2 separate regions of the Homo sapiens genome follow, and region 2 is linked to region 1. Evidence: read pairs that join two places in POLR2A ChIA-PET (ENCODE). Cell type or tissue: PC-3. All regions are shown on one strand. Links, peaks and the distances in the headings refer to the core of each region. The heading gives the core; the rest is flanking DNA. Region 1 overlaps NAA25 (N-alpha-acetyltransferase 25, NatB auxiliary subunit). Region 2 has its middle 22 kb from the start of ATXN2-AS.

Region 1 (14,884 bases), core at 2,217-10,216:
AGAGAATCGCGTGAACCCAGGAGGCGGAGGTTGCAGTGAGCCGAGATCGCGCTATTGCACTCCAGCCTGGGCTCCAGTGCGAGACTCCATTGCGGGGGGCGGGGGGGCAGCTAGTGTGATGGTGCATGCTTGAACCCAGGAACTTCAAGCTGCAGTGAGCTGAGATTGTGCCACTGTACTCCAGCCTGGGCAACAGAGCAAGATTCTATGTCAAAACAAATAAACAAAAAACTATTCTGCTGTCTTAGCTGAATAATTCAAACAAACAACAACAACAAAAAACCCTGACCTAGACTTTTAAACTGAAAATGAAGGTTTTAGTGCACAAAAATATTCTTAGATGAATACATAGATTAGAGGGTAGTTGTTGAAACATAGGGCAAGATGAAGAGATTAGTACATTTCTTTTTTTTTTTCTGTTTTTGGAGACAAGGTCTTGCTGTGTTGTCCAGGCTGCAGTGCAGTGATGTGAACATGGCTCACTGCAGCTTCGACCTCCTGAGCTCAAGTGATCCTCCCGCCTCAGCCTCTGGAGTAGCTGGCACTGCAGGCACATGCCACCATGCCTGGCTAGTTTTTTAAATTTTTATTTTATTTTATTTTTTTGAGATGGAGTTTCACTCTTGTCGCCCAGGCTGGAGTGCAATGGTGCGATCTCAGCTTGCTGCAACCTCCGCCTCCTGGGTGGATCACTTGAGTCCAGGAGTTTCAGACCAGCCTGGCCAACGTGGTGAAAACCCATCTCTACTAAAAATACAAAAAAATTAGCTGGGCATGGTGATGCACGCCTGTAATCCTAGCTACTCGGGAGGCTGAGGCAGGAGAATAGCTTGAACCCAGGAGGTGGAGGATGCAGTGAGCCGGGATTGCACCACTGTACTGCAGCCTGGGTGACAAAGCTAGACTCTGTCTCAAAAAAAAAAAAAAAAGTTGAAAAGATTTGGAAAAAATTTAATAGCTGGTAGCCATCACTAATCACTGGTTCTTTGAACTTCCTGTTGTGATCACTTTGTATTATCTTTTTTTTTTGATAGATTTTTTAAGATGCAGTCTCACTCTGTCACCTGGGCTGGAGTGCAATGGCGTGATCTCCACTCGCTGCAACCTCCGCCTCCTGGATTCAAGTGATTCTCCTGCCTCAGCCTCCCAAGTAGCTGGGATTACAAGCACCTGCCACCACACCTGGCTAATTTTTGTATTGTTAGTAGAGATGGGATTTCACCATGTTGGTCAGGCAGGTCTTGAACTCCTGACCTCAAGCAATCCACCTTCCTCGGCCTCCCAAACTGTTGGGATTACAGGCATGAGCCACCGCACCCGGCCTGTATTATCTTATATATATATCTTTCATTTTTCTAGCAGACTGCCCTTTTTTCCCCCATACAATTTGTTCATTTATGCATTCCTTCATTCAACATTTATTGAGGGCCTGATATGTGTTAGGCACAATATAGATGCAGGAAATGAGTACTAAACAGCACAGACATAGTTTCTGCTTTCAAGGAGCTTATCTCCTTGAAATGACAGTACACATCACCATTACAGTTATGTTAAGGGATTTGAAGGAATAGGACAGTTTGCCATGAGAGCATACAATAGGGGCATTTGGACTGTTGGGGTCAGGTCAAGAAAAGGTTTCCTGTGGAAATGATGTTTTACTTTGGACATGAAAAGAGAACCAGGGTTAGGCAAAGAGATGGGGAGAGGGTGGTGAAGACCCTGAGAAAAGGAGCTTGGTCCACTTGAGGATGTAAGCAAAGGCTTGTGCAGTTGGAATGAAGAAATGAGTGAGGAAGTGAGATGAGGCTGGGGTGGGCAGCGACTCAGCTTTGTAATCCATTTTAAGGATATTGAAATTTGTTTTAAAGACAGTGGAATCAGGCCGGGTGTGGTGGCTCACGCCTGTAATCCCAGCACTTTGGGAGGCCAAGGCAGGTGGATGACGAGGTCAGGAGATCGAGACTATCCTGGTAACACGGTGAAACCCCGTCTCCACTAAAAATACAAAAAATTCTCCGGGCGTGATGGCGGGCGCCTGTAGTCCCAGCTACTCCGGAGGCTGAGGTAGGAGAATGGCGTGAGCCCGGGAGGCGGAGCATGCAGCGAGCCAAGATCGAGCCACTGCACTCCAGCCTGGGCAACAGAGCAAGACTCCATCTCAAAAAAAAAAAAAAAAAAAAAAAGACAATGGAATCAATACCTGTGAAAAGAAAGAAAAGGACAGTGGATGACATTAAAAGGATTTAACCAGAGGAGTAGAGTGATAAGGTGTGCATGTAAAAAAGATAGCTCTGAATACTGTGTGGGAAATAAACCTTTAAACTAAAAGGGAAGCAAGGCCAGGTGTGGTGGCTCACGCCTGTAATCCCAGCACTTTGGGAGGCTGAGGCAGGAGGATCACGAGGTCAGGAGATCGAGACCATCCTGGCCAACATGGTGAAACCCTGTCTCTACTAAAATACAAAAAAATTAGCCAGGCCTGGTGGTACGAGCCTGTAGTCCCAGCTGCTCAGGAGGCTGAGGCAGGAGAATCACTTGAACCTGGGAGGCAGAGGTTGCAGTGAGCCGAGATCGTGCCACTGCACTCCAGCCTGGTGACAGAGCAAGACTCTGTCATAAATAAATAGGAGGCAAATGTAGAATGGGTCGGTCAGTTAGGAGGCATTATTCATTTTTAGGTTCATCCTTGTCCCTTGCAATCTTGCACATGGTAGGTATTTAACAAAGGCTTGCTGAGTGAAGGAATGTGTCTTCTGTAATTTGTATTCATGGTAAAAGCAAGGCTCCTATTCTCCAACTTTTAGAATTTTTAAGTAAAGGATATTGTGTTTAAAGATGGAGCTCTCTTCTATTTAGCGTTTTTATAAGTTGTGGCAATATCTTTAATAGTCTCTGAAATTCTTGTAGGAAGTGGAAACTGAGCATACTATTTCAGCTGCTAAGGAGACCATTCATGGCAGCTGCAAGAACATGCAGATGAAAAACTTTCCTTTTTATTTGCAAAATTGATACTTTTCCTACTGTCAGTATCCATCCCTCAGTAAGATTGGATGAACAAATCCCAGGACCTCTTCTCCAGGGCATGTGGACAGCAGGCCTGCATGTGTCCAGGCCTGCTGCTGCCTGCATCTCCAAGGACTAGTAGCTTCTTTGGGAAGTGTTACCTCAGGAGTGCAGCTTGTGCGTTCATTCAACAAATTTTGATAGTGTCTTGCCAATGATTTATCCCAGTTCTTCCCAAATTTCTATCGTTCTTTTACCTAATCTCATTATTTTAGCTGCATTATAGTATTATCTGTGCTATCAGTTAATATTTTTCTCCAAGGTGACTTTTAAAATTAAATTTATTTTATAATTATATTATTGCTATGAGTGGAAAACTTGTATCACTTGCTGTAGGAAAATAAAACTGTAAAAGTAAAGTACAATGAAAACTAAACAATGTTATTAACCAGATTCTGATACTTGTGAAACTTCAGGACCTATTCCTTCCTTCTGGAAAAAAAAAAAGGCCGAGTGCGACAGCTCATGCCTATAATCCCAGCACTTTGGGAGACCGAGGCAGACGGATCACGAGGTCAAGAGATTGAGACCATCCTGGCCAACATGGTGAAACCCCGTCTCTACTAAAAGTACAAAAAAAATTAGCTGGGTGTGGTGGTGCGCACCTGTAGTCCCAGCTACTCAGGAGGCTGAGGCAGGAGAATTGCTTTAATCTAGGAGGTGGAGGTTGCAGTGAATCGAGATCATGCCACTGCACTCCAGCCTGGCGACAGAGTGAGACTCTGTCTCCAAAAAAAAAAAAAGATACTAGCAATTTTTAGAGAAATAGTAGGCTAGCACCAAACTGACACTTTCTCCTTAATGTAAAGGAAGTATTAGAAAAGAGATTAGGGCCAGGCGTGGTGGCTCACGCCTGTAATCTTAGCACAATCCCAGTTGAACCTTGGAGGCGGAGGTTGCAGTGAGCTGGGATCGCGCAACTGCACTCTAGCCTGGGCAACAGAGCGAGTCTCAAAAAAAAGAAAGAAAGAGATTGACTTTTTCACTGTGAGTATTATCTAGGGCTGTCTGCAAGGACTAAAAACATTTCATTTGGAATGGCACTCACCCGTGCTTTGGAAAATACTGCTTTAACCAATACATCTTATTGTTTCCATTGCCTGATCTGTGGATGGCTGATTTTGGCTGACTCCTGTTATTAAGGGAACAGCACCATTCCTCATGGCCAAACTACAATTCCCCTTGAGTAGCTTTTTAAAAAGACTTACTAAGAAGACAGATTTAGGATATCGTTTTTATTGGCTTGTTTTCTCCAAGGACTACTTAACTTATATTACAGATTTAGTAATGTAAAATGAAAATAAACTTTCCCAAGAGACTTAGCAGCTAATTAATCACACTCTCCTAGGTCCAGGAAATGGGAGCCTGATACCTGGCTGAATGTGGTAAAGTGTTTTAAACTCTTTCAGGTGAAGAAACAATCTCTTTGATACCAGCGCAAGTAAAGACGGTTACTGTAAATCCTTGTGGGAGCCAAGGCAAGAGTGTAGTGCCCCAGGACCTGATGGAAATGAGAAAGTTGTCAGGACCTGAAGCTTCTTTTTCAGTTGCTCATCTCTGCTTTTCTCTGTGTCTATTCATTTCTCTGCTTGGTTTTTTTTTTTTTTTTTTTTTTGAGATGGAGTCTTGCTCTGTTGCCAGGCTGGAGTGCAGTGGCACAATCTCAGCTCATTGCAACCTCCGCCTCCCGGGTTCAAGTGATTCTTAGGCCTCAGCCTCCCAAGTAGCTGGGATTACAGGCGTGCGCCACCAAGCCCAGCTAATTTTTGTACTTTTTTTGGTAGAGACGGGGTTTCACCGTGTTGGCCAGGCTGGTCTTGAACTCCTGACCTCAAGGGATCTGTCTGCCTCTGCCTCCCAAAGTGCTGGAATTACAGGCATGAGCCGCCGGGTCTGCTCGGTTCTTCATAATGTTTTTTCCTGCTTACTCATCAACTTACCCAGAACCCAACATGTTGACTTTTGTAGCCACACCAAGCTGTGGCTGGAGAAGGGAGGGTTCATTAGCCTCACCCGTAAGCTTAATTTCTCTAGATTTTCCAATAAAGGTAATTGACATTTTTCATTTTTATATAAATGCTGTGTGAATAAAGAGTCAAGAGACAACTCTTTTTTTTTTTTTTTTTTTGAGACGGAGTCTCGCTCTGTCTCCCAGGCTGGAGTGCAGTGGCGCAATCTTGGCTTACTGAAACCTCCGCCTCCAGGGTTCACGCCATTCTCCTACCTCAGCCTCCCGAGTAGCTGGGACTACAGGCGCCCGCCACCACGCCCGGCTAATTTTTTGTATTTTTAGTAGAGATGGGCTTTCACCGTGTTAGCCAGGATGGTCTCGATCTCCTGACCTCATGATCCACCCGCCTCAGCTTCCCAAAGTGCTGGGATTACAGCCGTGAGCCACCACGCCTGGCCGAGACAACTCTTTTTCTTTGCTGCACATCAATCAACTTGCATCCCCGAAAGTGCCTTCAAAATAGAAATTCTGGAGCTGCCACTGGTAAACTCAGACTTAAAATTTTTAAGATTTTCCACCTGAGGTTCCTTGTAACTTACTGACTCTGGCTTTCAGTTTTATAGTTAGAGAGTACCAGGAAGAAACCTGATTTACCCAGCTTGGATCAAATGTCCAACCTGGGGTGGGCTGCAGTTACATGGTCTAGACATGGTCATCTAGTCCTACCCCTTCAGCAGGGGCACTGGAAACCATTTCCAGACAAGAGGGCATGGGCAAGTAGGTACATTATATCAGAACCTCGTCAACTACAGAGGGGAAGGGAAAAATACCCTTATAGTCCTAACCTCTGGTCTGATCCATTTATGGGCAGACCTTCAGAGATGGGTCTCATCAAAGATGTTTACCCTTTGAGAAGGCTTCAAGATAGGTTCTATGAACCTGGAACCTTGCAGGACCACTGAGTCAGCAATGACTTAGAACTGACTCAGAATGAGATCAGCATCAAGTTATGAGGAAGAGAGGGTGTCGTTTATTGAGCTGGTTTATCTTTGTCAGATAGTTTATAAGGACAAATGATGGCCTGTCAGTTCAGCTAAGGATTTAAGAAAACTGGTATTAGATGTTTAGGTATTTAGGCCAAGATTATGTGCTTTTAGATATCTGTGATTCTCCAATGCCTCTCCAGAATATTAGGTCTTTGGCCTTCCTCTCTAAATTGTGATTTCCTACAGAGTAAGGCTTCTTATCTTTTTACCTAGCATTATTGGTGCTCATCAATATTAAGTGCATTAAGTGCATTGAACTCATGCATTCATGAGACTAAGTTTTAGTTAAGTGTTAATTGCAGAAAAATTTAGTATAGTAAAATGAAAGTTTATTTCTGTTCTGTGGGACACTCTGAGCCACCAGGGTCATAGATTATTTTAAGTTGTCTGTGCCTTTGCTGATAGGGAACTTTGATGAGCAAAGAGGAACCTGGTAGTGGTAGAGGATTGTGAACTGGCCTGTGTTCAGTCATCATTGTATATTTAGAATTGACAGCTACTGTACTGTTTTCCCATTTATAACACTTCTCATTTTTCTTCTCTAGAAATGAATCTTTGCTTTTGTTAGACTTTTTAAAAGAATTAATAGACTGTTTTTAGAGCATAAAACTGCTTTATGGTTTACAGAAAAATGAGTAGAAAGTACAGAGTTCCCAAATACTCCCTCTCCCCATCCCCATGGTTTCCCTTATTATTAACAACTTGGATTCATATACGTTTGTTACCATTGCTGAGCCAACATGATACATAATTGTTAATTAAAATCCGTAAATAGTTTAGGCTTCATTCTTTGTGTTGTGTATTCTCTGGGTTTGACAAATGTATGAAGACCTATATCCACCATTACAGTATTATATAGAATGTTTCAGTGCCCTAAAAATCCCCTGTGCTCCACCTATCCATCCCAACCTCCATCCTCTGTCAACCACTGATGATTTTACTATCTGTATAGTTTTTCACCTTTTCCAGAATGCCATGTAGGAGTTATATAGTATATAGCCTTTTCAGATTGGGTTTTTTTCCCTTAGCAATATGAATATAAGGCTTCCTCCATGTCTTTTTTTTTCTTTCTCTCTGTCTTTTGTGCTTGATAGTTCATTTCTTGTTTTTTTTTTTTTGTTTGTTTGTTTTTGTTTTTTTTTTGAGACAAGGTCTTGCTCTGCCACCCAGGCTGGAGTGCAGTAGTGCAATCATAGCTCACTGCAGCCTCTACCTCCCAAGCTCAAGCAGACCTCCCAAGTAGCTGGGACTATAGGCATGCGCCACCGTACCTGACAAATTTTTTTAATTCTTTTTTTTTTTAGACGGAGTCTCACTCTGTCACTCAGGCTGGAGTGCAGTGGCGCGATCTCAGCTCACTGCAAGCCCCACCTCCTGGGTTCACGCCATTCTCCTGCCTCAGCCTCACGAGTAGCTGGGACTACAGGCACCCGCCACCATGCCCGGCTAATTTTTTGTATTTTTAGTAGAGATGGGGTTTCACCGTGTTAGCCAGGATGGTCTCAATCTCCTGACCTCGTGATCCGCCCGCCTCGGCCTCCCAAAGTGCTGGGATTACAGGTGTGAACCACCGCGCCTGGCCAAATTTTTAAATTTTTTCTAGAGATGGTGTCTTGCTGTGTTGCCTGGGCTGGTCTTGTACTTCTGGCCTCAAGTTATCCTCCCGCTTCAGCCTTCCTAAGTGCTGGGATTGCAGGCATGAGCCACCACACTCAGCCTAACACAATTTTATGGTGGGTCTCCATATTCCTTAAAACTTGAAATGTATCAGCTGGGCATGGTGGCACACTCCTTTCACACATGTACTCCCTTCACTTTGGGAGGCTGAGGCGGGCAGATCACTTGAGGTCAGGAGTTCGAGACTAGCCTGGCCAACATAGTGAAACCTCATCTCTAGTAAAAATACCAAATTTAGCTGGGCATGGTGGTGCACACCTGTAATCCCAGCTACTCGGGAGGCTGAGGCAGGAGAATTGCTTGAACTCAGGAGGCAGAGGTTGCAGTGAGTCAAGATTGTGCCATTGCACTCCAACTTGGGCGACTGAGCAAGACCCTGTCTCACACACACACAAAAAAGTACTATTTTCCCTACATCCTTGCCTACTCCTGCTATTATTGAAATTCATTCCCTACCTCCCAATCTTATGGGTAAAACTTTCTCTTATTTTTTTCTTCAGCAAATTAGACTTAACTCTGTGGCAAAGTCAGTACTCATTAAATATATTTCATTGAAGGAACATAGTCCACTTGGTAGATTTGAGGCCTGAATACTAGAAAGGTTTCTTTTTTGGTTTTTATTTTAATTTTTAAAAGATTTTAAGATTTTGGTGACTAAACTCATTACTTATCCATGGATAAAAATATTAATGTCATCTCATCTAAATATGTATAGTCTTGAATCTTCACTAAGGACTACATAGTGTGATTATATTACTTGTAGATGAGAGATGACTATAGGGACGTAAGTTTGTATTCTTTTTTTTTTTTTTTTTTTTTTGAGACAGAGTCTCCCTCTGTCGCCTAGGCTGGAGTGCAGTGGCGCCATCTTGGCTCACTGTAAGCTCCGCCTCCTGGGTTCACGCCATTCTCCTGTCTCAGCCTCCCCAGTAGCTGGGACTGCAGGAGCCCACCACCACGCCTGGCTAATTTTTTGTATTTTTTAGTAGAGACAGGTTTTCCACCATGTTAGCCAGGATGGTCTCGATCTCCTGACTTCGTGATCCACCCACCTCAGCCTCCCAAAGTGCTGGGATAAGTTTGTATTCTTGACCGTCCTAGCCATTTATAGTTAAAATTAGATCCATAATGTTTTTATTTGTTGAAAAAAATTTTTAAATTAAAAAAAAAAGTTTTTTTGAATCAGGGTCTCACTCAGTTGCCCAAACTGGAGTGCAGTGGCACGACCGTGGCTCACACTGTAGCCTCAACTTCCCAGGCTCAAATGATCACCCCACCTCAGCCTCCTGAGTAGCTGGGATTACAGGTGCATGGCAACATGCCTGGCTAATTTTTATATTTCTTCTAGAGACAGGGTCTCACTAAGTTGTCAGAGCTGGTCTCGAATTCCTGGGCTCAAGTGATTCACCCACCTTGGCCTCCCAAAGTACTGGGATTACAGGTGTGAGCCACTGGACTGTGCCCATGATGTTTTTATTATTTTGTTTTATTATTATTATTTTGTGTTATTACTTTTTTCTGAGGCAGGGTGTCACTGTTTTGCCCAGGCTGGAGTGCAGTGGCATGATCTCAGGTCACTGCAACCTCTGCCTCCCAGGTTCAAGCGATTCTCGTGCCTCAGCCTCCCGAGTACCTGGGGCTACAGGTGTGCATCACCACTGCCTGGCTAATTTTTGTAGTTTTAGTAGAGTTGGGGTTTATCCATGTTGCCCAGGCTGGTCTCGAACTCCTGGCCTCAAGTGATCCATCTGCCTCGGGCTCCCAGAGTGCTGGGATTACAGGTGTAAGCCACCACGCCCGGCCTCCATGATGTTTTATATAGCAAATTAAGATATTTTCCAAAATATCTCATACCAGTTGGTGCATTTTTTATATTTGTTATTGAAGGAATATAATAACTGTCACATAATTTGTTTTTTCATAGATTATCTTGACAATGGTAATAATAAAATGGCAATTCAGCAAGCAGATAAACTGTTGAAGAAACATAAGGATCTTCATTGTGCTAAGGTAACTTCATTTGCCCTTCAGTTACTTACCTGTGGCGGGTTATATTTGTAATTCCTTACCTTAAAGAGAAAGGAGGGCCGGGCATGGTGGCTCAAGCCTGTAATCCCAGTACTTTGGGAGGCCGAGGCAAGCGGATCACGATGTCAGGAGTTTGAGACCAGCCTGACCAACATGGTGAAACCCTGTCTCTACTAAAAATACAAAAATTAGCCTGGCATGGTGGCGTGCGCCTGTAATCCCAGCTACTCAGTAGGCTGAGGCAGCAGAATCACTTGAACCCAGGAGGTGGAGGTTGCAGTGAGCGGAGATCGCACCATTGCACTCTAGCCCAGGTGACAGAGTGAGACTCCGTCTCAAAAAAAAAAAAAGGGGGGGGAGAAAGGATGTTAAATCTCTTTAGTGACTATTAGTGTCTTTTGTTTTTGAGATGGAGTTTCACTCTTGTTGCCCAGGCTGGAGTGCAGTGGCTTGATCTCAGGTACTGCAACCTCTGCCTCCCAGATTCAAGTGATTCTCCTGCTTTAGCCTCCTGCGTAGTTGAGATTACAGGCATGCGCCACCACACCCAGCTAATTTTGTATATTTTTTAGTAGAGATGGGGTTTCCCCATGTTGGTCGGGCTGGTCTCAAACTCCCGACCTCAGGTGATCCTCCTGCCTCAGCCTCCCAGAGTGCTGGGGTTACAGGCATGAGCTACTGCGCCCAACTGACTATTTGTGTTTTTTTCTCGGTACTTTATAGGTCAGTTATTTCCATAGTCACTTACATGCCACAAGTGGTATTTCTTTTTTCGTTTTTTTTTTCTTTTTTGAGATGGAGTCTTGCTGTGTTGCCCAGGCTAGAGTGCAGTGGCACGATATTGGCTCACTGCAACCTCTGCCTCCTGGGTTCAAGCAATTCTCCTGCCTCAGCCTCCTGAGTAGCTGGGACTACAGGCGCGTCCTACCACGCCCGGCTAATTTTTTTGTATTTTTAGTAGAGACGGGGTTTCACCGTGTTAGCCAGGATGGTCTCAATCTCCTGACCTCCTGATCCGCCTGCCTTGGCCTCCCAAAGTGCTGGGATTATAGGCGTGAGCCACTGTGCCTGGCTGTGATATTTCAGTAAAAGCTAGCTGTTTATTTCTTTGCATATTACTTACCTAATTTATTTTCACAGAATCCTTTTAAGCAATATTGTGCACTTCTTTTTTTGAGACAAGGTCTCTATCACCCAGCCTGGAGTGCAATAGCACAATCATGACTCACTACAGCCTTGGCCTTCTAGGCTCAAATGATCCTCTCATCTCAGCCTCCTGCATAGCTGGGACTACAGGGTGTACCACCATGCCTGGCTTTTTTTTTTTTTGGAGATAAGGTCTCTCTCACCCTGTTGCCTAGGCTGGACTGCAGTTGCCTAGGCATGATCACAGCTCACTGCAGCTTTGACCCCCCGGACTCAAGCGATCCTCCTACCTCAGCCTCTCGAGTAGCTGGGACCACAGATGTGCACCACCACACCTGGCTAATATTTAAACTTTTTGTAAAAATGGGATCTCACCACGTTGCCTACCTAGGCTAGTCTTGAATTTGTGGGCTCAAGCAATCCTCCCGCCTCGGCCTTCCAAAGTGCTGGGGTTACATTCGTGAGCCATTGCACCTGGCCTATTTTTTTCCTTCAAATTTTTTCTAGAGATGAGGTCTCACTGTGTTGCCTAGGCTGGTCTCAAAGTTCTGGGCTCAAGTGATCCTCCTGCCTTAGTCTCCCAAAGTGTTATACGCATGAGTGCACCATGCCAGTCCTATTGTTCACTTTTTTTTTTTTTTTCGAGACAGGATCTCCTTCTGTCACCCACGCTGGAGTGCTGTGACGTGATCAACCTCCCGGGCTCGAGGAGTCCTCCCATCTCAACCTGTCAAGTAGCTGGGTGCACACCACCATACCCAGCTAATTTTTTATTATTTTTTGTAGAGATGGAGTCTCACCACGTTGCCCAGGCTGGTCTTGAACTCCTGGGCTCAAGTGATGTGCCTGTCTTGGCCTCCCAAAGTGCCGGGATTACAGATGTGAGCCGCCGCACCCAGCCTGAAACTAGTATATCAGCAACCTAGGCATAACTTAATACTTGTTCTTTCAGATCGGCTTTCTTTGGTTCATATTTCCTTTTCTGTCTTTTTAAAAACTGATTTTTCTTTTGTTGCTATCAGGTTTTAAAGGCAATTGGTTTACAGAGAACTGGAAAGCAAGAGGAAGCCTTTACTCTTGCACAGGAGGTGGCAGCCCTTGAACCCACAGATGACAACTCACTGCAGGCACTGACTATCCTTTACCGGGAGATGCACCGACGTATGTTTCTTTCTTTTCATTGTTTTTAAACTTGAGCTGAAAATTTTGGATATTTCTGACTGTTTGCCCTTGTCTGATTTCTCACTCATGATTTGAATGGATACAGTAGGTAGAATAACGCATTAGCCAGGGTTTGCGAGAACTGTAGATAGAAAGGATAGTTTACATGCATTAGGATCCTTGAATTGGAATGAGAATTAAAGTGACTTCATTTGTGATATTTTGATCTGCTAAATGGAGGCTTCACCCTTATTTTCACTTTTTAATATGGAAAATTTCAAGCAGACAAAAATAGAATAGAATAATAAACCCCATTGTTCTCATTATCCACCTTCAGCAATTAACACATGGCCCATTTTATTTTGTTTTTACCCTTTCCCCTGGCAGATTACTTCAGAGCATATCCTAAGTAGTCCATTGTTTCTTCTGAAATAAAGGTTTTTATTGTTAATTTCTTAAATATTTTATTGTGAAATCATACATATTTTTCATAGTACATATTATACAATAATCTTGTTTATGTAACATATAAGTACATTTGATGTGTAATAATGAAAACTCATGAACCTACCACCTAATTTAAGAAATGGAGCGTTGCCAGGCGTAGTGGCTAAAACTTGTAATCCCAGCACTTTGGATGGCCGAGGCTGGCAGATCATTTGAGGTCAGGAGTTAGAGACAGCCCGGCCAACATAGGGAAACCTTGTCTCTACTAAAAATACAAAAATTAACTGGGTGTGGTGGTGCACGCCTGTAATCCCAGCTACTTGGGAAGCTGAGGCAGGAGAATCGAAACTTCCACCTTCTGAGTTCATGCATCCTCTCCTGCCTCGGCTTCCCAGGTAGCTGGGATTACAGGCATGCACCACCATCCCCAGCTAATTTTTGTATTTTTAGTAGAGACGGGTTTCACCATGTTGGCCGGGCTGGTCTCAAACTCCTTACCTCAAGTGATCCACTTGCCTTGGCCTCCCAAAGAGCTGGGATTACAGCCGTGAGCCAAGTGCACCTGGCCTCCTCAATCAATCTTAATTCTCCTTTTACCTACCAAGAGTTACTCGCTATCCTGAATATTTTTTATTCTCTTGCTTCCCTTTAAATGTTTATTACATTTATTTCTCTTAGTAATACATTATTAGTTTTGCTTAATTTTAAACTTTTGTTAGTGCATCTGTACTATGTATATTCTATGACTTGCATTTTTCATCTAATAGCCAAGTGGCTATAGTTAATCCATTTTCACTACCACAAAATATTTCACTGGGTTACATTACAATATCTAGGAGTAGAATTTTCAAGTCATGGGGTAAGTGTATGTTTAGCTTAAAGCAAGATAATGTCAACTTCTTTTATAAATAGAATAGCAGTTTTTGAGTTCTGATTGCTTACATGCTTGTCAACACTTGGTATTCTTTCTCTCTTCATTCATTCAAATAGCTCAGATTGTAACATTTGGTATTTGTAACCTTAATCATTTTTGCCAATTTCTTTTGAGACAGGATTTTGCTGTGTTGTCCAGGCTAGTTTGGACTCTTAGGCTCAAGCAATCCGCCTGCCTCAGCCTCCCAAAGTGCTGGGATTATAGGCACGAGGCACTGTGCTCAGCTTCAATTTTGTTTTTAATTTTTACAAAAGATAAAACCTAAGAGTTGAGGTATTATATCTGAGTATTTACAGATTGTGTTGATTTAGGGATATGGATTCTTCTCCAGTGTTTTAAAAAAAATCATTTACTCCACAAATATTGGTGGCATGTTTCTCTATGACTGGTATTCTATCAGAGTCAAAGATAAAAAATGCACTTTCAGCCGGGCGCAGTGGCTCACGCCTGTAATCCCAGCACTTTGGGAGGCTGAGGTGGGTGGATTACCTGAGGTCGGGAGTTCGAGACTAGCCTGACCAACATGGAGAAACCCCATCTCTACTAAAAATGCAAAATTAGCCGGGTGTGGTGATGCATGCCTGTAATCCCAGTTACTTGGGAGGCTGAGGCAGGAGAATCACTCGAACCCAGGAGGCAGAGGTTTCAGTGAGCCGAGATCGCACCATTGCAATCCAGCCTGGGTAACGAGCAAAACTCTGTCTCCAAAAAAAAAAAAAAAGCACTTTCTGTTGTCATGGCACTCATTGTCTATAAGGGGAAATAGATCACTAGACAGTATACTACATTATGTGTTAATAAATGCTATAGTACAGCCTGGGCAACATGGCGAAACACTGTCTATATAAAAAATAAGCCAGTTGTGGTGGTATGTGCCTGCAGAACAGCTACTTGGGAGGCTGAGGTCGGAGAATTACCTGAGCTTGAAAGGTCGAGGCTGCAGTGAGCCGTGATTGTGCCATTGCACTCCAGCCTGGGCGACAGAGTGAGAACCTATCTCCAAAAAAAAAAAAAAAAAAAAAAAAAACTACAATATACTTACTTATATAAGATTCCAAGATGGCAGAGGGAGGCAGTGGTCAAATTGCAGTGGAGAAGCAGAGATGGTGTTCAGAGAAAGTCTTACAGTTCAGCTTACATTTGAATTGGGTCTTGGCTGATGTTCACTAAGATAAAAGAGAGAAAAGGAGAATTCAGGCAGAGCGAAGAGTTTAGAGGCATAGAGTTATGTATGATACATCCCAGAGAATCTGGTGGAACTACAAATAGTTTGTGGCTACATGATAAAGTGCTGAGGGAAAGAGGAGACAGAGGCCAGATCCTATAAGGTCTTATATGTTGTAAATGCTATGAGAAGGCTTGACCTATTCCATGCTTCATTTAAACACCACCTAACCAAGAGATGAATGATGATTGGATGAGGCAAAGCAG
Region 2 (14,884 bases), core at 3,564-11,563, 480 kb after region 1:
ATAAAATCTCAGAAGCCAGGGTTTTGCCTCTTTCTTCACTGTATCCCCAGTGTTTGTGGACCAAATGACAGAGCAAAGGTTGAGTTTACCTGGTCACACTACAGAGCTAGGGTCATACCCCAGATCTCCTATCTCCTAATTTCTTTTTTCTTTCTTTCTTTTTTTTTTTTTTAGATGGATTCTTGCTCTGTCACCTAGGCTGGAGTGCAGTGGTGCAATCTCGGCTCACTACAACCTCCACCTCCCAGGTTCCAGTGATTTTCCTCCCTCAGCCTCTCAAGTAGCTGGGACTACAGGCATGTGCCACCAAACCTGGTTAATTTTTGTATTTTTAGTAGAGACAAGGTTTCACCATGTTGGTCAGGCTGGTCTTGAACTCCTGAGGTCAAGTGATCTGCCCGCCTTGGCCTCCCAAAGTGCTGGGATTATAGGCATGAGCCACTGCACCCAGCCCTACCTCCTAATTTCTATGTCCTTCCATATTCCCTCTCTACAAAAGCATCTCTCTACTATGAAATAAGCCTCTAAACAAGCTGTTTTGCATAGTCATTACAAACAAGTAATTAAGTGCTTGTGCTACTTAGGTTCAAATCCCAGCTTCTTTCTCCCTTTTCTAGTTGTGTGAACTGCAACCAATTCCTTACTCTTGTTGTACTTTAGTTTCTCGCTCGGTAAAATGTAGGTTGGCCAGGTGTGGTGGTTCACGCCTGTAATCCTAACACTTTGGGAGTCCGAGTCAGGAGGATCACTGGAGGTCAGGAGTTCTAGACCAGCAACATAGTGAGACCCCATCTCTATAAAAATAATAAGAAGAAGAAGCCAGGGGTGGTGGCCCTTACCTGTAGTTTCAGCTACTCAGGAGATTGAGCTGGGAGGATCCCAGGAGTTCAAGGTTACAGTGAGCTATGATTGTGCCTGGGTGACAGAGTGAAACCCAGTCTCAAAAAAAAAAAAAAAAAAGCGGGGGGTAATAATACTCACTCAATAGGGCTGATATGAAGCTCAAATGACTTAATGCCTGTGAAATTCTTAGCACAGGGTTCAATGAGTGTTAGGCACACAGAAACAGGAGAGGAGCTCTCAAATCAATATTAATTAATACTAAGGAAATAATGCTTTATTTTTTGAGACAGGGTCTTGCTCTGTTGCCCAGGCTGGAGTACAGTGAGGCAATCTTGGCTCACTGCAACCTCTGCCTCCAAGGTTGAGGTGATTCTCATGTCTCAGCCTCCTGAGTGGCTGGGATTACAGGTGTGTGCCACCACGACTGGATAATTTTTTTTTTTTTTTTTTTTGTGAGACGGAGTCTCACTCTGTCACCCAGGCTGGAGTGCAGTGGCACGATCTTGGCTCACTGCAACCTCCACCTCCCAGGTTTACACGATTCTCCCACCTCAGCCTCCCAAGTAGCTGGGACTACAGGTATGCACCACCACACCGGCTAATTTTTGTATTTTTTAGTAGAGAAGAGGTTTCACCATGTTGGCCGGGCTGATCTTGAACTCCTGATCTCAGGTGATCTGTCCGCCTCAGCCTCCCAAAGCGCTGGGATTACAGGCGTGAGCCACCGCGCCTGGCCAGGAAATAAACTATTTTCTTAAATATGCATCTAGGGCCTAGTAAGTACAAGGTACCCTGGGGTGGGGGGGTCACAGATGAGCAGCATGGTGTCACTACCTCCAGGGACCAGGTGTGCTGTCAAGGCAGAACAGTGTGGTGCAGAGGTTATCTGCATGGTCCTGGAGTTGGCCTTCTTGGGTTCAAATCCCAGCCCTGCTACTGCCTGGTTCTGTGATCTAGGGAGAGTTACTTGACATTTCTAAACATTTCTGATTTCAGCCTATAAAATGAGGCCAATAATAAGAGTATCTGCCCCGCCTAGACAGGATTAAATGAGGTAGTGCTTAGCATAGCTCAGTGAGCACTGCTGGTGTCTCTGTGTTGGAGCCTTCCCACCCCTGCTCTCCTGCAGGCAGTGTTAGTGGCCCCCATCCTGTTCCCTCATGGCCCCTGAGCTCATGATTCTCCCCCTGCTAGATGGTGTGCATTTTGAAAGTGGGGACAACTTTCCTCCATTTATGCAAGGCCTCACTCAGAGAAGCCCCTTAACAAAGGGCTACTGGAATAAACGAAGGAATGGATGAAGAAACAAAGGCCAGGCAGAGTAAAACCAAGAAGACGTTGCATAATTGAAGGCAGCAATTGGGCATTTTCACCTCAACAATGCTAGCACCTATTACATCAGCTGGACTGGACAGTGCTTTCACACTTGCAAAATGCATCCAAAAGGACAATGAAGTCCCAGTTACTTGGGAGGCTGAGGTGGGAGGATCGCTTGAGTCCAGGAGTTGGAGGCCACAGTGAACTGTGATCACACTGCTACAGTCCAGCCTGGGCAACAGAGTGAGACCCCGTCTTTAATCAACAACAACAACAAAAAGGATGATCAGGCCAGACGCGGTGGCTCATTTGAGGTCAGGAGTTTGAGACCGGCCTGGCCAACATGGTGAAACCCCATCTCTACCAAAAATACAAAAAAATTAGCCAGGCATGATGGTGGGCAACTGTACTCCCAGCTACTCAGGAGGCTGAGGCAGGAGAATTGCTTGAACCTGGGAGGCACTGGTTGCAGTGAGCTGAGATCGCACCACTGCACTCACTCTAGCCTGGGCAACAGAGCAAGACTCTGTCTCAAAAAAAAAACAAAAAAAAAACAAAAAAAAAACAAAAAAAAAAAACCGCCGGGTGCGGTGGCTCATGCCTGTAATCCCGGCACTTTGGGAGGCCGAGGTAGGTGGATCACCTGAGGTCAGGAGTTCGTGACCAGCCTGGCCAACATGGTGAAACCCCATCTCTACTAAAAATACAAAAATTAGCTGGGCGTGGTGGCAGGCGCCTGTAATCCCAGCTACTCGGGAGGCTGAGGCAGGAGAATCCCTCAAACCCGGGAGGCAGAGGTGAGCCGAGATCGCACCATCGCACTCCAGCCTGGGAGACATAAGCGAGACTTTGTCTCAAAAAAAAAAAAAAAAAAAGCAACTCGGGAGGCTGAGGCAGGAGAATCGCTTGAACCCAGAAGGTGGAGGTTGCAGTGAGCCAAGATGGCACCATTGTACTCCAGCCTGGGCGACAGAGTGAGACTCTGTCTCAAAACAACACAACAACAACAACTAAAAAAACAAAAAAGGATGATCAAGGATATAGGATGATAGTGCTCTCCTTCCAATGACTTCACATTTGAACAAGTGATCAGACATGCAAACTGGCTACTATGATTCACTATCATAAAATGCCATGCTGTGGGAACACAAGAAAGGGTGCACTTCATTCTTTTTTTTTTTTTTTGAGACTGAGTCTCACTCTGTTGCCCAGGCTGGAGTGCAGTGGCTTGATCTCAGCTCACTGCAACCTCCACCTCCCAGGTTCAAGTGATTCTCCTGCCTCAGCCTCCTGAGTAGCTGGGATTACAGGTGCATGCCACCACACTGGCTAATTTTTGTATTTTTATTAGAGACAGAGTTTTGCCATGTTGGCCAGGCTGGTCTTGAACTTCTGATCTCAGGTGATTCGCCTGCCTCGGCCTCCCAAAGTGCTGGGATTACAGGCGTGAGCCACTGTGCCCGGCCAGGTGCACTTAATTCTTCCTGGCTGTGAGGGTGAAGGAAAGCTACAAAAGTTAAGTGCCCTGGAGCCAATCTTTGAAGTAAAGAGACTGGCGGGTAGAAAGGCATAGGATAGAGTCATAGAGTCACTCAGCAGAAGCAAAGGCACAGAGGGAACTGCCTGATGGATCCTAAGAGTGCGAAGGAATTCCTCACTGGCTAGAGTGTGGGTGTCATGTAGTTGGATAGAGTAATGGCCCCCCAAAGATATCCATGTCCTCACCCTGGAGCCTGTGAATAATCCTCATATAGCAGAAGAGACTCTGCAGGTGTGATGAAACGAATGATCTTAGGATGGGGAGGTTACCCTGCATTATCCACATGGGCCCTAAATGCAATCACATGTCCTCCTCCTAAGAGGGAGGCGGGAGAACAGGTTCAGTGGAAGGTGGTGTGACTAAGCAAGTAGAGGGAGAAAAGGTGACGTGATGTGGATCGCGGGCCAAGGATTGCAGGCAGCCTCTAGAAGCTGGGGAAGGCAAGGATCAGCTTCTCCCCTGCACCCCCGAGAAGACACCAGCCAGGCCAACACCTTGAATTTAACTTCCTAAAACTCATTTCGGGCCGGGCAGGGTGACTGACACCTGTGAAATCCCAGGTGGGAAGATGGTTTGAGCCCAGGAGTTCGAGATCAGCCTGGATGACACAGCAAGACCTTGTCTCTACTAAAAATTTTTTAAAAATTACCCGGGTGCAGTGGCTCATACCTGTAATCCCAGCACTCTGAGAGGCCGAGGAGGGCAAATTGCTTGAGTCCAGGAGTTCAAGGCCAGCCTAGGCATCATAGCGAAACCCTGTCTCTACAAAAAACACAAAAATTAGCTGGGTGCAGTAGCCCGCACCTGTTGTCCCAGCTACTGGGGAGGCTGAAGAGGGAAGATTACGTGAGCCTGGGAAATCAAGGCTGCAGTGAGCCGTGATCACACCACTGCACTCCAGCCTGGGCGACAGAGCGAGATCTCATCTCTACTAAAAATGTTCAAACAATTAGCTAGAGGTGGCACGCACTTATAGTCCCAGCTACTCTGGAGGCTGAGGAGGGTAGGAGCGCTTGAGTGCAGGAGTTTGAGGCTGCAGTAAGCTATAATCATGCCACTGTACTCCAGCCTGGGTGACAGAGCAAGACCCCGTCTCTAAAAAAACAACCACACATACTCAGTTTGGACTTTTGGCCTCAATTACTGTAAGATAATACATTTGTGTGCTTTTAATCCACTAAGTTTGTGGCAAGGTGTTATAACAGCATAGGAGACTAAACAGGTAGCAGGGTAGGTATGGGAAGAAAATAGGTTATTAAGGCCGGGTGCTGTAATCCCAGCACTTTGGGAGGCTGAGGCAGGATCACAAAGTCAGGAGATCGAGACGATCCTGGCTAACACGGTGAAACCCAGTCTCTACTAAAAATACAAAAATTAGCCGGGCATGGTGGCGGGCGCCTGTAGTCCCAGCTACTCGGGAGGCTGAGGCAGGAGAATGGCATGAACCCGGGTGGCGGAGTTTGCAGTGAGCCGAGATCGTGCCACTGCACTCCAGCCTAGGTGACAGAGCGAGACTCCGTCTCAAAAAAAAAAAAAAAAAAGAAAATAGGTTATTAAGACTGTGCCGACTGCACTACGAAATTTGAACTTCATTCCATATGGGACAGGGAAATGAGAGACTCATAAGGCAGTATGATTAGATAGATGTCAGAGAGAGAATTCTGATGTGTGGTGGGCTCATGCCTGTAACCCCAGCACTTTGGAAGGCCAAGGCAGGAGGATTGCTTGAGTTTAGGAGTTTGAGACTAGCCTGGGCAACATGGTAAAACCCCATCTCTACCAAAAAAAAAAAAAAAAGAAAGAAAAGAAAATTAGCCAGGCGTTGTGGTGTACGCATGTAGTCCCAGCTACTCTGGAGGCTGAGGTGGGAGGATCACTTGACCCTGGGAAACAGAGGCTGCAGGGAGCCAAGATTCTGCCACTGTACTCCAGCCTGGCTGACAGAGACGCCATCTCAAAACAAAAAAATACTCCTGTAATCCCACCCCTTTGGGAGGCCAAGGCAGCTGGATCGCTTGAGCTCAGGAGTTTGAGACCAGCCTGGGCCACATGGTGAAACCCCATCTCTACAAAAAACAAAAAAATTAGCCGGGCATGGTGGTGTGCAGGTATAGTCCTGGATACTTGGGAGGCTGAGGTGGGAGGATCACCTGAGCCCAGGGAGGTTGAGTCTGCAGAAAGCCATGATTGTGCCACTGCAGTACAGCCTGGATGACAGCAGGAGACCCTCTCTCAAAAAAAAAAAAGAAAAGAAAAGAGCCTGGGCGCGGTGGATCACACCTGTAATGTCAGCACTTTGGGAGGCCGAGGCGGGCAGATCACTTGAAGTCAGGAGTTCAAGACAATCCTGGCCAACATGGTGAAACCCTGTCTCTACTAAAAATATAAAAAATTAGCTGGGCGTGGTGGCGGGTGACTGTAGTCACAGCTACTGAGAAGGCTGAGGCACGAGAATCACTTGAACCCAAGAGGTGGAGGTTGCAGTGAGCCGAGATCACGCCACTGCACTCCAGCCTGGGTGACAGAGCAAGACTCCATCTCAAAAAAATACAATAAAATAAGGCCAAGGTGACTCATGCCTGTAATCCCAGCACTTTGGGAGGCCAAAGCAGGGTGGATCACTTGAGGTCAGGAGTTCAAGACTAGCCTGGCGAACATGGTGAAAACCCGTATGTGTTAAAAATACAAAAATTAGCTGGGTGGCCAGGCGCAGTGGCTCACGCCTGTAATCCCAGCAGTCTGGGAGGCCAAGGTGGGCAGATCATGAGGTCAGGAGATCGAAACCATCCTGGCTAACACAGTGAAACCCCATCTCTACTAAAAATACAAAAATTAGCCGGGCATGATGGTGGGCGCCTGTAGTCCCAGGAGGCTGGGAGGCTGAGGCAGGAGAATGGCGTGAACCTGGGAGACGGAGCTTGCAGTGAGCCGAGATCGTGCCACTGCACTCCAGCCTGTGCGACAGAGTGAGACTCTGTCTGAAAAAAAAAAAAATAGCTGGGCATGGTGGCATGCGCCTGTAGTCCCTGCTACTCGGGAGGCTGAAGCACAAGAGTTGTTTGAACCCGGGAGGTGGAGGTTGCAGTGAGTCGAGATCGCACCACTGCACTCCAGCCTGGCGACAGAGGGAGACCCTGTCTCAACAATAAAATAAAATAAGGCCAAGGACCTGAATGAAGGACTGAGCCATGTGAATACCTGGGGAAAGGGCATTCTGGGCAGAGGGAGTGGCAAGTGCAAAGGGCCTACTCTGCACAAGTTGCAGAGTGGAAGGAGGTGAAAGCTGAGAAAGTAGTGAAGGATTGGATATCTAGGACCTTCTAAGTCACGTTAAGACAGGTGGCATTGGCCGGGCATGGTGGCTTACGCCTGTAATCCCAGCACCTTGGGAGGCTGAGGCGGGCAGATCACTTGGGCTCAGGAGTTCAAGACCATCCTGAGCTAATACGGTGAAACCCCATCTCTACTAAAAATACAACAAATTAGCCAGGTGTGGTGGCACACGCCTGTAGTCTCAGCTACTCAGGAGGTTGAGGCAGGAGAATCGCTTGAACCTGGGATGGGGAGGTTGCAGTGAGCTGAGATTGCACCACCGCACTCCAGCCTGGGCCACAAAGCAAGACTCAGTCTCAAAAAAAAAAAAAAAAAAGACAGGTGGCATTGGCCGGGTGTGGTGGCTCACAGGTATAATCCCAGCATTTTGGGAGCTGAGGCGAGCGCATCACCGGAGGTCAGGAGTTCAAGACCAGCCTGGCCAATATGGTAAATCCCCGTCTCTACTAAAAATATAAAAATTAGCCAGGTGTGGTGGCACACGCCTGTAATCCCAGCTACTCGGGAGGCTGAGGCAAGAGAATCACTTGAATCCAGGAGGGGTTAGTAGAGCCAAGATCATGCCATTGCACTCTAGCCTGGGCAACGGAGTAAGACTCTATCTAAAAAAAAAAAAAAAAAAAAAAAAAAAAGACAGGTGGCATTTACTCTGACATGGGAGGCATTCAGAGGTTCTTAGCAGTGGAGGCACGTCCTATGACTGGCACTTTAAAAGGATTGCTCTGACTGCTGTTTGGAAAATGGACTTGATGGGGCTAAGACTGGAAACAGGGAAACATGTTAGAAGGCTCCAGCAACCCTCAGTGGGGAGGATGATGGTGGTTGGACAAGGGTGTTAGTGACAGAAGTGGGAGAAATTGCAGAATGCCAAGCGAATCATATTTGCTGATGCATTGAAGAGAGGGAATGAGAAAAAGAGGAGCCAAGGACAAGTCTAGGTCTAGGTTGTTGTTTTATTGAGCAACTGGAAGACTGGAGGTAGAGTGTCCTGAGATGGGGAAACTGGGAAGAGGAGACTGGAGCTCTGACTATGTCCTAAATTCAGGGAGTCCATTAGAAATCTTAGTGGGGGCTGGGTGTGGTGGTTCAAGCCTGTAATCCCGACACGTTGGGAGGCTGAGATGGAGGATTGCTTGAGGCCAGAAGTTCAAGTCCAGCCTGGGAAACATGGCAGGTCCCCATCTCTAAAAAAAAAATTTAAATTTAAAATTAAAAAAAAAAAATCTCAATGGGAAGGCTGGGCATGGTGGCTCACGCTTGTAATCCCAGCACTTTGGGAGGCCCAGGCGGGTGGATCACTTGATCTCAGGAGTTTGAGACCAGCCTGGCCAACATAGCAAAACCCCGCCTCTACTAAAAATACCAAAAAAAAAAAAAAAAAAAAAAATTCGCTGGGTGTGGTGGCACATGCTTGTGTGAGGCAGGAGAATTGCTTGCACACAGGAGGCAGAGGTTGCAGTGATCCAAGATCACGCCATTGCACTCCCAGCTACTCGGGAGGCTGAGGCACCAAAATCACTTGAACAAGGGAGGCAGAGTCTGCAGTGAGCCAAGATCACGCCACTGAACTACAGCCTGGGTGACAGTGCAAGACTGTGTCTCAAATTAATTAATTAATTAATTAATTAACTGGGAGTGGTGGCACCTGGCTGTAGTCCCAGATACTTGGAAGGCTGAGGTAGAAGGATCCCTTGAATCTGGGAGGTGGAGGCTGCAGTGAGCCAAGATCGCACCACTGAAATCCAGCCTGGGTGACAGAGAGAGATCCTGTCTCAAACAAAACAAAATAAAACAAAACAGCTCCTTGCCTCCATGATGTTATTATTACATATGACATGTCTGTATCAAAACATTTCACGTGTCCAGGCTCGGTGGCCCACGCCTGTAATCCCAGCACTTTGGGAGGCCAAGGTGGGTGGATCATTTGAGGTCAGGAGTTTGAGACTAGCCTGGCCAACATGGTGAAACCCTGCCTCTACTAAAAATACAAAAATTAGCCGGACGTGGTGGTGCACACCTGTAATCCCAGCTACTCGGGAGGCTGAGGCAGGAGAATTGCTTGAACCCAGGAGGTGGAGGTTGCAGTGAGGTAAGATTGCGCCACTGCACTCCAGCCTGGGCAACACAGCAAGACTCCATCTCAAAGCAAAACAAAACATCTCATGTACCCCGTAAATATATACACCTTCTAGGTACCCACAAAAAAAAAAAAAATAAAAAGGCTTGGTGCGGTTGCTCACGCCTGTAATCACAGCACTTTGGGAGGCCAGGTGGGGCTGATCACCTGAGGTCAGAAGTTCGAGACCAGCTAGGCTAACATGGTGAAACCCAGTTTCTACTAAAAATACAAAAAATTAGCTGGACATGGTGGTGCGTGCCTGTAATCCCAGCTACTCGGGAGGCTGAGGCAGGAGAATTGCTTGAACACAGGAGGCAGAGGTTGCAGTGATCCAAGATCACACCATTGCACTCCAGCTTGGGCAACAAAAGCGAAACTCCATCTCAAAAAAAAAAAAAAAAGAGTTTTGTTCTGTCACCCAGGCTGCCGTGCAGTGGCACCATCCTAACTCACTCTACCCTCCAACTTCTGGCCTCAAGTGATCCTCCTGCCTCAGCTTTCTTAGCAGCTGGGACTACAGGCATGCACCCCAATGCCTGGCTAATTTTTCTGATTATTTTTTGTGGAGACAGGGTCTCGCTACATTGCCCAGGCTGATCTTGAACTCCTGGCCTCAAGCAATCCTCCTACCTTAGCCTCTCAAAGCACTGAGATTACAGGTGTGAGCTACCATGACCGGCAAAAATGTTCTAAAATTATACTATGGTGATGGTTGCAAAGCTGTGTGAATATACTAAAAGACTCACTGAACTATATACTTTAAATGGGTGAATTGTATAGGGTGTGACTTATACCTGAGTAAAATTGTTTAAAAAATAGTCTATGGAGGCTGGGCGTGGTGGCTCACGCCTGTAATCCCAGCACTTTGGGAGGCCAAGGCAGGTGGATCACGAGATCGGGAGTTCAAGATCAGCCTGGCCATGATGGTGAAACCCTGTCTCTACTAAAAATAAAAATAAAAAAAAAAATAGCTGGGTGTGGTGGTGGGCGCCTGTAATCCCAGCTACTCGGGAGGCTGAGGCAGAGAACTGCTTGAACTCGGGAGGTGGAGGATGCAATCCAGTTGGGCCAGACACAGTGGTTCACGCCTGTAATCCCAGCACTTTAGGAGGCTGAGGCAGGTGAATCACGAAGTCAGGAGTTCGAGACCAGCCTGACCAACATGGTGAAACCCTGTGTCTACTAAAAATACAAAAATTAGCCGGGCATGGTGGCGTGAGCCTATAGTCCCAGCTACTTGGGAGGCTGAGGCAGGAGAATCACCTGAACCCAGAGGCAGAGGTTGCAGTGAGCCAAGATTGCACCACTGCACTCTAGCCTGGGTGACAAAGTAAGACTCCATCTCAAAAAAAAAAAAAAAAAGTCCAATTGGGCATGCTTAGGGAAATACTGTAAGTAGATTCTCTTTATTCAGTTGCCTTTCTTCTTTCTTTTCTTGTCTTTTTTTTTCTTTGAGTCCGGGTGTTGCTCTGTTGCTCAGGCTGGAGTGCAGTGCTGCGATCATGGCTCACTGCAACCTCAACCTCCCAGGCTCAAGGAATCCTCCCACTTCAACCTCTGAAGTAGCTGCGACTACAGATGCGTGCCACCATGCCCGGCTAATTTAAAAAAATTTTTGAGGCCAGGTGCGGTGGCTCACGACTGTAATCCCAGCACTTTCGGAGGCTGAGGCAGGAGGATCACGTGAGGTCAGGAGTTCAAGACCAGCCTGGCCAACATTGTGAAACCCTGACTCTACTAAAAAAATGCAAAAATTAGCTGGGCGTGGTGGCAGGTGCCTGTAATCCCAGCTACTCAGGAGGCTGAGGCAAGATAATCGCTTGAGCCCGGGAGGCGGAGGTTGCAGGAGCGGAGATCATGATACTGCACTCCAGCCTGAGCAACAGAGCAAGCCTCTGTCTCAAAAAAAAAAAAAATTTTTTTTTTTTTTTTTATAGAGACTTGGTCTCACTATATTGCCAGGGCTGGTCTCAAACTCTTGGGCTCAAGAGATCCTCCCACTTTGGCCTCCCAAAGTGCTAGGATTACAGGTGTGAGTCACTGCATCCAGCCTCCTGGCCTTCATTTATTTGAACATTTTCAAGCATCTACTGTATGACTCTCTCCCATTTAAGCTCTAGTATTATTGAAGATTCTGCTAACTATGAGTATGAGTGCCCTTCAAGCCATAGGGGACAGAAATAACTTTTTTTTTTTTTTTTGTGATGGAGTCTCGCTCTGTTGCTCAGGCTGGAGTGCGGTGGTGCCGTCTTGACTCACTGCAATCTTGGCCTCCTGAGTTCAAGCAATTCTCCTGCCTTAGCCTCCATAGTAGCTCAGATTACAGGCGCCTGCCACCACGCTGGCTAATTTTTGTACTTTTATTATTATTGTTATTATTATTATTTTTGAGATGGAGTCTCGCTCTGTCTGCACTCCCAGGCTGGAGTGCAGTGGCATGATCTCGGCTCACTGCAAGCTCTGCCTCCAGGGTTCCCGCCATTCTCTTGCCTCAGCCTCCCGAGTAGCTGGGACTACAGGTGCCCGCCACCACAGCCGGCTAATTTTTTTGTAGTTTTAGTAGAGATGGGGTTTCACTAATGTTAGCCAGATGGTCTCAATCTCCTGACCTCATGATCTGCCTGCCTCGGCCTCCCAAAGTGCTGGGATTACAGGCGTGAGCCACCACGCCCGGCCTATTTTTTTTTTTTTTAACGGAGTCTCACTCTGTCTCCCAGGCTGGAGTGCAGTGGCACGATCTCGGCTCACTACAACCTCCGCCTCCTGGGTTCCAGCAGATCTCCTGCCTCATGCTCCCGAGTAGGTGTGATTACAGGCATGTGCCACCACTCCTGGCTAATTTTTGTATTTTTAGTAGAGACGGGGTTTCACCATGTTGGCCAGGCTGGTGATGAACTCCTGACCTCAGGTGATCCGCCCGTCTTGGCCTCCGAAAGTGCTGGGATTACTGGTGTGAGCCACTGTGCCAGGTCCTAATTTTCCTATTTTTAGTAGACGCGGGGTTTCTACATGTTGGTCAGTCTGGTGTCGAACTCCTGACTTTAGGTGATCTGCCTGCCTCGAACTCCCAAAGTATTGGGATTACAGGCTTGAGCCACTGCACCCAGCCGGGAATGACTTTTACGGTCAGCCTGGAATAAATGGTCTATTTGTAAAGTGGTGTAATAATATTGCACAATAAAATGAGATCAAAGGGTTTAAACAAGCCTACGAGAAGGAAAAGTTGAAAAATCATAGACTCACAGCCCATGCCAAAATCTGGATGAAAGCTGAAAATTTCAGCCTCTCTGGCTGTCTTATCTCTACAGGCAGCGATTGGGCCATTCCACATATGGCCTGTTCTTTCATTTTCCTGAAACATGACCTCTGAAAGGTTCCTTGCAATTTGAGAAGATCTAGTATAACCCCTTGTTTTCGATGAAGAACAATGAGGATGACCTTCCCAAGGTCACACATTTCTGGACAAGCAGCTGTGCAGAAACTATACCTGGTGCTATTTTCATCAGGATGGTTCTAATAGTCCAGGGTGAGATGACCAAGAATCTAGAGTTTGGAAATCATCAGGTTGTTAAAAGAAGGCTTCTCAGCTTTGTTCTGCATTCCGGAAGGCATCTTGTTAAAAGAACAAGTTTTCGGCCAGGCGTGGTGGCTTACGCCTGTAATCCCAGCCTTTGGGAGGCGAGGTGGGCGGATCATGAGGTCAGGAGATCCAGACCATCCTGGCTAACACGGTGAAACCCCATCTCTACTAAAAATACAAAAAAATTAGCTGGGCGTGGTGGCGGGCGCCTGTAGTCTCAGCTACTTGGGAGGCTGAGGCAGGAGAATGGCATGAACCCGGGAGGCGGAGCTTGCAGTGAGCCAAGATCACGACACTGCACTCCAGCCTGGGCGACAGAGCGAGACTCCGTCTCAAAAAGTAAATAAAGAAAGAATAAAAGTTTTTGTATTGATATTCAAATATCTCGCCTCCAATTGTGATGATTACACAAAAAAGCCACCAATTGGTTCCTCCCTACATGCCCATCCTTTGCAAAGTTATTTGGCTGTATATTTCCCTACCCCTCAAATTTTGTGTTTGGCCACATGTCTTGCTTTGGCTAATGTGACATTAGAAAATGTGACACAAGAAAAGACCTGAAAAGTGCCTGTGCAGAGTTCAAGACCAGCCTGGGTAACACAGGGAGACCCTGGCTCTACAACAAATACAAAAATTAGCCAGGCCTGGTAGTGCGTGCCTGTGGTCTCAGCTACTGGGGAGGCTGAGGTGGGAGGATTGCTTGAGCCCGGGGGTGAAGGCTGCAGTGACTGTGATCATGCCATTGTACTCTAGCCTGGGTGCCAGAGCAAGATCCTGTTTCAGAAAAAAGGCTGGGTGCAATCGCTTATACCTATAATACCAGCACTTTCGGAGGCTGAGGTGAGAGGATCACCTGAGGTCAGGAGTTCGAGACCAGCCTGGCTAACATGCCGAAACCCTGTCCCTACTAAAAATACAAAAATTAGCTGGGCATGGTGGCAGATTCCTGTAATCCCAGCTACTGAAGAGGCTGAGGCAGAAGAATTGCTTGAACCTGGGAGGCGGAGGTTGCAGTGAGCCGAGGTCGCATCATTGTACTCCAGTCTGGGTGACAAGAGCGAAACTCCGTCTCCAAAAAAAAAAAGTGCCTGTGCAGTGGGGCCTGCCTTCTCTTGCTGTTCTTGGGAACCTAGTATGTACGGCCATGTGAATATGTCCAGGCTAGCCTGCTAGATGACTACAGACCTGTGGCTATGCTGCCCCTATCATCCACAGGTGACCAACAGCCAGTTGCCAGACATGTCAGTGAGAACATCCTAGACCATCCAACCCCAGTTGAACTAGCTCAGAAGAGAAGTGTCCAGCCAACTCTCAGAAAATTTTTATTTTTTTGAGATGGAGATTTGCTCTTGTTGCCCAAGCTGGAGTGCAATGGTGCGATCTCGGCTCACCACAACCTCCACCTCCCAGGTTCAAGCGATTCTCCCACCTCAGCCTCCTGAGTAGCTGAGATTACAGGTGTTCACCACCATGCCTGGCTTTTTTGTATTTTTAGTAGAGATGGGATTTGTCACTGCACTTAAGCCTGGGTGACAGAATGAATGTTTTTGTATTTTTAGTAGAGATGGGGTTTCTCCATGTTGGTCAGGTTGGTCTTGAACTCCTGACCTCAGGTGATCTGCCTGCCTCGGCCTCCCAAAGTGCTGGGATTACAGGCGTGAGCTACCGTGCCCAGCCAACTCTCAGAATCTTAAGAAAGAAATAACATCTGTTGTTTTCAGCCACTATGTTGGGGGTGAGTGGTTTGTTACACAGCAGAAGCTAACGAATACACAAATATTCAGGAAGTTTTTAAAAAGGGTTACATAACTGAAAAATAAATTCGCATGTCAAGATCATTAGAAATCATAGTAACGGGATTTCTTGAGTCATTTTCAGGACACCAGGAGACTATAAATTGCTTATTGCTGCATCAAGATTTGTCCTGTGTTGACCCTCTGAGGATAGAGATTAGTCACATGTACATGGAAAGAAACAAGAACCCTGATCAAAGAAGAGTGAGACCAACTCACAGAGAGCCTCAGTTCTAACCTCTTTCAAGCCTGCAGAAGGCTAGTGACCAAGAGTAGATCCCCTGAAGGCTCCTGTGGTTTCTTGGTTCCAGTGTCTTCTGATGAACTTAGAATGATGCTTTTCCCAATGCCTGCAAGGC

The links. Peaks named below come from ENCODE experiments on the same cell type or tissue, not always from the same donor. Only the 100,000 strongest peaks of a DNase experiment are listed, where the experiment ranks them.
Region 2: POLR2A ChIA-PET joins it to region 1 with 16 read pairs; 2 of 35 experiments call an interaction of 5 or more read pairs at or near these places.

What each region holds. Positions count from the first base shown.
Region 1 is chr12:112,087,914-112,102,797 of GRCh38, reverse strand. NAA25 (N-alpha-acetyltransferase 25, NatB auxiliary subunit) reads left to right here. Exons shown (of 24, transcript NM_024953.4): 2 at 9,662-9,747; 3 at 11,934-12,072. Among named protein-coding and RNA genes, the nearest start is that of NAA25, 13 kb to the left of the region's middle. RefSeq lists an enhancer at 1-166. In PC-3, for the core only: no CTCF peak of the experiment used is centred there; DNase peaks (open chromatin) are centred at 4,977 and 5,987; H3K27ac peaks cover 2,412 bases.
Region 2 is chr12:111,613,917-111,628,800 of GRCh38, reverse strand. No RefSeq gene overlaps it. Among named protein-coding and RNA genes, the nearest start is that of ATXN2-AS, 22 kb to the right of the region's middle. In PC-3, for the core only: no CTCF peak of the experiment used is centred there; a DNase peak (open chromatin) is centred at 4,040; H3K27ac peaks cover 1,112 bases.